Linked DNA regions of Homo sapiens: region 2 is linked to region 1. A link is an interaction called in ENCODE POLR2A ChIA-PET data of the cell type or tissue named here. Cell type or tissue: MCF 10A. All regions are shown on one strand.

The links. ChIA-PET counts read pairs that join two places held together with the same protein. Peaks named below come from ENCODE experiments on the same cell type or tissue, not always from the same donor. Only the 100,000 strongest peaks of a DNase experiment are listed, where the experiment ranks them.
Region 2: POLR2A ChIA-PET joins it to region 1 with 7 read pairs; 3 of 35 experiments call an interaction of 5 or more read pairs at or near these places.

The regions. Positions count from the first base shown.
Region 1 is chr7:16,768,635-16,773,634 of GRCh38, forward strand. All of the region lies in intron 1 of TSPAN13 (tetraspanin 13), which reads left to right. Among named protein-coding and RNA genes, the nearest start is that of TSPAN13, 17 kb to the left of the region's middle. In MCF 10A, no CTCF peak of the experiment used is centred here; no DNase peak of the experiment used is centred here.
Region 2 is chr7:16,665,394-16,670,393 of GRCh38, forward strand. BZW2 (basic leucine zipper and W2 domains 2) reads left to right here. Exons shown (of 12, transcript NM_014038.3): 2 at 44-108. The coding sequence starts at 51. Among named protein-coding and RNA genes, the nearest start is that of BZW2, 22 kb to the left of the region's middle. In MCF 10A, no CTCF peak of the experiment used is centred here; a DNase peak (open chromatin) is centred at 2,848.

The sequences.
Region 1 (5,000 bases):
TAAAATATTTTCTATACTTTTAAGTTGTGCTTAAAGTAGAGTTTATGGTTTGAGGTAGGGATTAATAATATCAGTTTTCAAAATGAGAAGGTGGTTGTCACAAGGCTACTTATTAAAGTCTACTCTTTCTCTGCTGACTTAGAATTTTGCCTCTCTCAAAGACTATGCTGCTGGCTTATTTAGATCTGTATCAGTTACCTGCTTTAACGACTGAACCATTAAAATGAGGTATTTGTCATATCTCTTATTTTATTTTTTTTGAGACAGAGTCTTGCTCTGTCACCCAGGGTGGAGTGCAGTGGCGTGATCTTGGCTCACTGCAAACTCTGCCTCCTGGGTTCAAGCTATTTCTGGCTGATTTTTGTATTTCTAGTAGAGACAGGGTTTCACTATGTTGGCCAGGCTGGTCTCGAACTCCTGACCTCAAGTGATCATCCCGCCTTGGCTTCCCAAAGTGCTAGGATTACACGCATGAGCCACTGTGCCTGGCCATTATAATAGGTTCTGATATTTGTTAGATGGTTTTTAACTTATTTAGTTTTTAAATTTTTAAAATCTATTTAATTTTACTTTAAAAAAAAGAAATATATCCAAAATATGTAGAGTCAGGCTCAAGTTTTGCAGACATGGGTGAAAACAACAACAAGGGTGGCATTCAGGACAGTTAGATTGAACCACTGACAGGACTGATTTGCCACCAGGAGCATTTCTTCTTCATGGTTCTGGTGACAGTGCAGCTGGGCTAAGAAAAAGTGCAGCAGATACAAGCTTTTCTCCTTAATCTTCTTTATCTCTTTGTTTATTTTAGGTCTTCTTTCATGTTCTTCAAATACATTTCACAATTTTCTTCATGAAGATCTTGGACTACTTTTGTTGGATTTCTTCATATATATCTTATATTTTGGGGGTATATTACAAATTATATCCTAAAAAGTATGTGAAAAAAATTTTTTTTGGTGCATCAGCATGTTGTTGATTTTTGTGTATTGATTCTGTTTCTAGCAACTTTGCTGGTTCTTACCAATTTTAATTTTTTTTTGATTTTTTGGATTTCCTTTGTAGATGCTCCTAATAATTTTTGAATAATGAAAGCTGTGTTTCTCTCCTCCCATTGTTATTTTGTATTTACACTTAGTTGTCTAAAACCCCACCACAATGCTGAATAGATGTGGTGAAAGTCCACACCCTGTCTTATTCCTGAATTTTGGAGAAAATGTTTATGATTTATTTTTATCTTACCATTAGCTAGAATAATCTTTCCTATCTTTTGTCACTGAGTGTGATTTTTGCTTTGGCTTTTTGATCGGTATTTATCAGTTTAAAAATTTGGAAGGATTTATTATTAACCTTTCTCTTAAATAATTTTGCCAAGGGCTGTTACTTTTCTCTCCTTTAATGAAGCTTTATGTATTCTTTCTATTGTAAGTTTCTCTTCTTTCTCCTACCATTGGGTTTGTTTTATGTGACTCTTTTTTAAGTTTGCATTTTTAAAAATATGGGTTTTTAAAATAGTTTTTATTCCCCTTTTATCTTTTTATTTTTCTGTTTAATATTTTTTATTTTATTATTTTATTATTATTATTATTTTTGAAATGGAGTCTCACTCTGTTGCCCAGGCTGGAGTGCAGTGGCACAATCTCGGCTCACTGCAGCCTCTGCCTCTCGGGTTCAAGTGATTCTCCTGCTTCAGCCTCCCAAGTAGCTGGGATTACAGGTGCCCACCATCACACCCGGCTATTTTTTAAAAAATATTTTGGTAGAGACAGAGTTTCACCATGTTGGCCAGACTGCTCTTGAACAACTGACCTCAAGTGATCCACCCGCTTCGGCCTCCCAAAGTGTTGGGATTACAGGCGTGAGCCACCGCGCCCAGCCCCCTTTTATCTTTTTAGTCAGTTTAAAATATTTTGTTTTAGTCTCCTTCAGTTAGTTCTGTCATCTCAAGTTCTTGGGAGCTTTTATCCTTCTTTTGTTATATTTGTCATATCTCTCTCATGGTAAATTTTTTTCTTAGTCATTTTGTGATTTTTTGATTGGCAGCAATGTTTTTATTTTTTTCTTTGGGAATCCTGTAAGGGCTGGGATTTGGAAGGGTCCCTCCTGAGCAAATTTTGGATATGCGTTTATGAGCTTTTCTCCCCCAAATGCCGTCACCTCTTGTAATCAGCTTTTATTTGAATTGTTTGTCTTGAGGATTCCTGCATGCCTGAGGCAGTGTACTCTTAGACTGCAAGCATGGGCATGATAGGCTCTTGTTTGATAGGCTCGTGTTTCTCTTTCTTGAAAACTTTTTGAAGAGACTGAAAAGTCTTTGCTCTCTTTCTGGATAGGTTGTTGTGGTTTTTCTCTAACCCCTGACACTGAAAATACAGCTTTTTGGAGATCCCAGTTATGCAAGGGTCTCAGTTCCACTTCCTAGCTCTGCTATGAAACCTAAATCCTTTCCCGTTAGGGACTGTTCTGATCCAGGAACTCCTTCCCCACCTGCTCATGGGACCCCACAGCACCAGCTGTATGCTTACAGTTCTAGCTTTCGATTCTCCTTTCATTTCTGACCTGTAGGAATTTCCCATAGTTTTTCTGTGCTCACTTACGTATTTAAATAAAATGTTACAGTCTTTTCAGTGTTTTAAAATATTTGTAGCTGAAAGGATTCTGTGGTAGCTCAGTTGCCCATGTTCCAAGAACCCTCTGTGGTGGGCTAAATAACCACACACTCCAAAAAGTCGTTCATATCCTAATCCTTGAAACCTACAAACACGTTACTTTACATAACTAAAAGGACTTTGAAGATGTGATTAAATGAAGAATCTTGAGATGGGGAGATTATTCTGGATTATCTGGGTGAGCTTTATGGAATCACACAGGTCCTTGGAAGAGGGAGGAAAGAGGGTCAGAGTCAAAAAATGATGTGCATATTTGAGGGGTTTGAACATGATATGCTCCTGGCTTTGAAGACAGAGGAAGGGGTTATATGCCAAGGAATGCAGAAAACCCTCAGAAACTAGACGAAGCAAGGAAACAGATTCTCCCTCTGGAGCTTTCAGGAGTACAACCTGACCAACACAGCCTCCAGAACTGTAAGGCAATACATTTGTGTTATTTTAAGCCACTACACTTGTGTTAATTTGCAAAAGCAGCGATAGGAAACCCTCTTTGATGGTTTTAGAGGACTGCCTGGTAGTGGTAATTAGGGTAGACTGAAAACTATATTGAAGACACAGCAGAATCAACTTGGTGAGGAATGCCCTTGACAGAGGGTTATGTAGAAGGAAGCAGCCTCTTTTTTGCCTCTATCTGCAGGAAAAGAAAAAAACCAGAACAGAGGTACTTGTGAATATTCTAGATAACATTCTCAATAATAGCATAAAGCCTAATCTGAGAACTAAATAGTGTTTTCTCCCCTCTTTTTGGTTGTAGAGATCTTTTCTTTACATTTACATTAATAGATTCTCATTATTAATGAGCCTATTAGTTGGCAACTGAGTGAGCATTGAAGAGTTTCCTCATTTTGCCGAAACGATGATGCAGATAATGTATTTGCTTTGCGGCGAGGATGCCCATGAGGGTACCAGAACACTTCACCCCAGCTACATGATAAGGATTCCACTGATGGTAAAATTCCAGGCAGGTTCTATAACAGTGAGAGGTTCCTGATTTGTCAAACTCCAAATAGGTGAATTGTTCTGTATTTCTTTTCTAGGACTGCTGTAGCAAATTACCACGAACATGGTGACTCAAAATAACAGAAATTTATCCCCTCACAGTCCTGGAGACCAGAAGTCCAAAATCAAGGTGTCCACAGAGTCAGGCTCTCTCAGGGACCTGGGGGAGAATCTGTTCTTGCGTCTTCCATTTTCTGGTGGCTGCTGGCATTCCTTGTGGCTGCATTAGTCTCTGCCTCTTTTTTTTATGTCACTTTCTACATTGTGTGTGTCTCTCTCTAATTTCCCTGTGCCTCTCTCTTAAGGATACCTGTTATGACATTTAGGGCCCACCTCATAATCTAGGATAAGCACCTCCTTTAAAGATCCTTAATTTAGTTCCATCTTTTACCACATAAGATAATGTTTATCCTTGGCCGGGCGCGGTGGCTCATGCCTGTAATCCCAGCAATTTGGGAGGCCGAGGCAGGTGGATCACCTGAGGTCAGGAGTTCGAGACCAGCCTGGCCAACATGGTGAAACCCCGTCTCTACTAAAAATACAAAAATTAGCTGGACGTGGTGGCATATGCCTGTAATCCCAGCTACTGGGAAGGCTGAGGTGGGAGAATCACTTGAACGCGGGAGGTGGAGGTCGCAGTGAGCCGAAATTGCGCCACTGCACTCCAGCCCGGGTGAGAGAGCAAAACTCTGTCTCCAAAAAATAAAATAAAATAAAAAATAAATAAATAATAAATACTTATTCTTTTACTACTGAAGATTATATTCACAGAGGGGTCAGCTGGGCTATTCTGTTTATCTGAATTTTTTTGTGTGTCAGGGGGAGATTATTGTTCTATACTCTTACTCGCCTTATAAAAAATCTTGGGGGGGGGCGGTTAGCAATTATTTGATTATTTGTCCTATTGTAATTTTTCATTCTCTTCTATACCGACTTCTAGAGCAGGGGTCCGAAAACTACAGCCCACAGCCAGATCCATCTCATTGACTATTTTTGTACAGCCTGCTAACTTAGAATGGTTTCACATTTTTGAATGTTAAAAAAAAAAAAAAAGGAGGAATGATATTTTGTGATGCATTAAAATTATATGAATTCAAATTTTGGTATGTATAAATAGTTATTGGAACACAGCCCTGCCTGCTCATTTGTTTACATATTGTCTGTCACTGCTTTTGTGTACAGGGGCAGAGTTGGGTAGTTGTGGCAGAGACCATGTGATCTGCAAAGCCTGATAATAAATATCTGGCCGTTTGCAGAGAAAGTTTGCCAAGCCCTGTTCTAATAGGGATGTCTTGTCTCTGGCTTTTAGCACATAGCATCAAGTACTTGTCGGTG
Region 2 (5,000 bases), 100 kb before region 1:
CTGCTTATCTGAAATACATAATCTTTATTTTCTTTGTTTTCAGAAATTTTATGAATAAGCATCAGAAGCCAGTGCTAACAGGCCAGCGGTTCAAAACTCGGAAAAGGGGTAGGTTGTGTGTGTGTGTGTGTGTGTGTTTAAAGTTGTAACCAAAATATAAGATTGGAGAAGAATCTGAATGATCCCTGTTTCCCCCAGCCTCACTGATTCTACTCATTTGAGCTCTGAGTGTAGAATCTGAAGTGCTTTAGTGAAACCATAGAACTGCCAGTTACTTGTTGGACAAGTTATTTAATTTGCCTGTGCTACTTGTTTTCATCTACAGAATGGGATAGATATCTCTGTTCAGGTTGTCTTAGGAGGTTATGAAGGCAATTGATAAATTTTACTGGTTTTGACATTAGCATTGTATTTGGTTTTTGCTTTCTTTGTCGTTTTATGAAAACGTTGATGGCAAAGATGATAAAATGAAAAGTAAATTAGGAAGTGAGATATTGAAGAGTTTTTTAATTTTTCAGAAATGAAGAAGTCAAAATAAATCTACTGCCCTAAATTCCCCTTAAAAACCATATTTTCAAGTGTCTTCAATTGTGGTAAGAGTAGTTATAGACCCATTTTGATGATGACTGGTAAAATTTCTATTTGTGTGAGTGACTGTTTTTTTATAATGTTCATCTTAGCATTCTTTTTGTGTAAATAATATTTTATATATTTTTTTAGAGACAGGGTCTTGCACTGTCACCCAGGTTGGAGTGCAGTGGTGTGATGATAGCTCACTGCATCCTCAAACACCTGGGCTCAAGTGGTCCTTTCACCTCAGCCTCCCAAGTAGCTGGGACTATAGGTGCACACCACCACACCTGGCTACGTTTTAAAAAAATTTTTTTGTAGAGACAGGGTCTCAAACTCCTGGCCTCAAGCAGTCCTCCTCCCTTGGCCTCCCAAAGTGCTGAGATTGTGGATGTGAGCCACTGCACCTGGCCTGTATAAAAGACTTTTATTTATTTATTTATTTATTTATTTATTTAGAGACGGAGTCTTGCTCCGTCGTCAGGCTGGAGTGCAGTGGCGCCATCTCGGCTCACTGCAACCTCCTCCTCCCAGGTTCAAGCGATTCTCCTGCCTCAGCCTCCCAAGTAGCTGGGATTACAGGCAACCGCCATCATACCCAGCTAATTTTTGTATTTTAAGTACAGACGGGGTTTCACCATATTGGCCAGGCTGGTCTCGATCTCCTGACCTTGTGATCCGCCTATTTATTTATTATTAATTAATTAGTGGCTTATTTATTTTTGAAATAGGGTCTTGCTCTGACACCTAGGCTGGAATACAGTGGTGCCATGACAGCTACTGCAGACTCAACCTCCTGGGCTCCAGTGCTCCTCCCACCTCAGCCACCCAAGGAGCCACTTTTGTGTGGAGACAAGGTCTTGCTATGTTGTTGAAGCTGGGTTCAAGCGATGTTCATGTCTTAGCCTCCCAGAGTGATGGGATTACAGGCATGAGCCACTACACCAAGCCAAGAATATTTTAAACATGATTTTATATTTAGTCAGTTTTGCATAATTATATAGAGGTCCTCTTGGATGTAAGAATAGCTGAACTGGGGCCAGGCGTGGTGGCTCATGCCTGTAATCCCAACACTTTGGGAGGCCGAGGCGAGTGGATCACCTAAGGTTGGTAGTTTGAGACCAGCCTGACCAACATGGAGAAACCCAGTCTCTACTAAAAGTACAAAATTAGCCAGGCGTGGTGGCGCATGCCTGTAATCCCAGCTATTCTGGAGGCTGAGGCAAGGAGAATCGCTTGAACCCAGGATTGGGAGGTCAGTGAGCCGACATTGCACCACTGCACTGCAGCCTGGGCAACGAGTGAAGCTCCATCTCAAAAAAAAAAAAACAAAAAAAAAAACGCTGAACTGGAACTCAATAGGGAAACTTTTTCAAAGAGGAAACATGATGTGAGTGATTAAATTAAATAAAGTTGAAGGGAATTACTGAAAAATATTTAAGGAAGTATGTATAAAGGTAAAAGATGTTGGAGCAGAATCACATGTAATGATCTTGCAGGACTAAATTATCTCTTTAATAACTGACTTTATATGCCTTTGGCAGTCAGTGCTAAGCAGCCTGTGTTCTCTTGCAGTGCTGTCTCCATTTAAGTAACAAGTCTAGTCACGTAGACGGAAAAGAAATTGCAATATAATAGATCATTTGGATCAGAAGAGTTTGTAAGAGTCACTAGGAAGCAGTAAGACTGAATTTAACTGTGTGCTATCTGCTGGGAAGCTTCATGTTCAAAGTAAAATATAAAAATTAAAAAAAATTCAAGTGACCGGAAAATAGTTACTTTGTACAGTTTTTCTGTTTTGCACTCTCCCTTTTCTATTTTTTTCATTTCTGGCCTATCCGCATGAGAAGAATAAGTACAAGTATAGCCTGAGCCACTTCTCTATTTAGTCCTCATCTTACTCTTACAAATTGTGCCCCACTACATTGCCCCTTGCCATCTGGAAGCAGATATCAAACACAAAGTGCTAACCAGAATTCATTGTCTTATTGTTTAAAGCAGTCTTGGAAAAAAGGACATGGATGATTTTAAAAGGATTTATCAGTAATGACCAATATAGTTCAGAAACCTAATTACAGTGAAGGTATTGTGGAGCCTAGTAATGTGATAATAGCTAATATATGCCCAGCTATGAGGCACAGAAACGTTGGCTATTGCCTGCCGCTGGGGGATCGTGTTAATCTCAGAGCTGGATCTCCACCTCAAGCATCTTTATTAGTGTGACGCTAATTCACTGGAACTGAGCTCAAGAGAGGGCCTCAGAATGTGTTGCACAACAGCAGACGTGAGTCAGCGAGTAAACTGGCCCTTACGTTTGTCTTCAGTTAAGAACCAGAAAGTTTTCTCTCCTTCAGAACCGGTTTGCCTCTGAATCACTTGGTGGTCAAGATTGTGCTGTTGGAGTGCTCAGGGAGAGCCACTGAGAAATATATATTATTTGCCAGTTGATCTAGATTCATATAACTCATATCTCTTGGGGATTGAAGCAACACTTGAGCCATTTTGTGCCAAACTCCTGATGGGGGAATAAAAATTGAGTCAACTTCATTTTCTGCTCTTCTTAGTAGTGAAACGCCTCCTGATGATTTCTCATCCTTAACTTTTCTTTGCTATTATGAAGGGGCTGACATCAAATAAGTGATTAGCAATTTTGTAGAGCTGGGGAAAATTACTACTGAGGATATTTCAAGGTCCTTGTGATAGGCTGTTTTCTGAAGATAGGTCTTCACTTTGAAACATTTCCTAGCAAAGCCAGTGCTCCTGCATGCCAAGTTAGTATGACAATGTATTTCTTATTGCATTGTCGTTACTGCTTAGCATTAAAATACAAACGTCATGGCAGGACACATTATATAATAGAACTCTAATCAGATTCTCTTTTCCTTTATGAAACACATCTCACTTATGATATATTCTCCAAAGTAATTATGTTTTTTCCTGTGACTTGTGAAAATCTGAAAAGATGAAAATTTCTCCCATGAGCAATTGGATTATGCTTTGCTAAATGAAACATTTAATAATCAAACTGTTCTTTCTGTACATTTTTAGAAAAATTGGATTACAATTAGTGAAAACAAGAGAGAGAAAAAAAGGCCAAACTGCAGGCATTCAGCATGACCATGTGCTCAGGTTTCTCCCTGAGACTTTAGCTCTGTAAATAATGTTTTTTGTTTTTGTTGTTGGAGACAGTCTCACTCTGTCATCTAGGCTGGAGTTCAGTGGCGCAATCTCAGCTCACTGCAGCCTCTCCCTCCCAGATTCAAGTGATTCTTGTGCCTCAACCTCCCGAGTAGCTGGGATTACAGGCGTGCACCACCACACCCAGCTAAGTTTTGTATTTTTTAGTAAACCTGAAGTTTCATCATGTTGCTCAGGTTCGTCTCAGAACGCCTGGGCTCAAGTGATCCATCTACCTTGGCCTCCCAAAGTGCTGGGATTACAGGCGTGAGCCACCATGCCCAGCCATGTAATATTGGTTTTAAATCACTTTTAGCTTTATAGTAAGTGGTGTTAATAACTAAATGAGCAAACCTTTAAATCTTGAAATATATGTGCAAATATGAGTATGTGTATATATATAATTAGAAAATACATTTGATTTTACAGGAAAAAAGAAAATATGTGATTTTTAAAATTCATTGCTACATCTCAGTGACATCCAGAAAGGGATGTAGGTTCTGCTATTATATCACTTCACTAATGTGTTTTTAACCAGTTACTGTAGTTCCCACAGTAAGCAAGTTAGGTAATGTATACGCATATTTGAGTGTCAGAATTAGGCCCATTTCTTCTCTATGTCAGTACAAGGGCTATGATGACTAACTCTTGAGTATCACAATTATGATTCACCAGCACAGTTTAAATTGGAGACCCTAATTATATCCTTCTCACTTCAAGGCAGACTTGAACTGCCAAATGGAAATCCAAGGAGGCAATGGCATATTTTCATTCGAATTTTGTTAGTATTTCTGCTAGACTGTCCTCTAATAAAATGCAAACTACATTTACTGTACTTTCAGATGAAAAAGACTCTTTAGTTCCAAAGTTGTCTTGTTTCTCAAGTTTTCATTAGTGTTCTTGCCATTTTCTTATATGGGAATTTTCTAGTCCTTTTGATGGTCACTTTGTTTTAGCAGCTGGGAGCTTTTTTCAGCCTGCAAAACAATTATTAGTCCTTTCGGTCCATCATAAGTTTTTAAGATTTCCAAGCTGTAAGTAATCATTTTGACCTACCACCCTTATTGCTCACTGTTGAAATATCCTTGGCTGTAGTATGCTATCTTCCTTTTTCTGTTTGCTGGTAATTCTTTTGGAATGGGAGGATGAAGATCTTTTTACAAACAAGTTTTTAAGTTGTGTCTTACATTGAAAACAAAGTCCTCTGCATTGATTCTTGGCATAATCTGGGTTTTTCCTCATTTATCCATTTA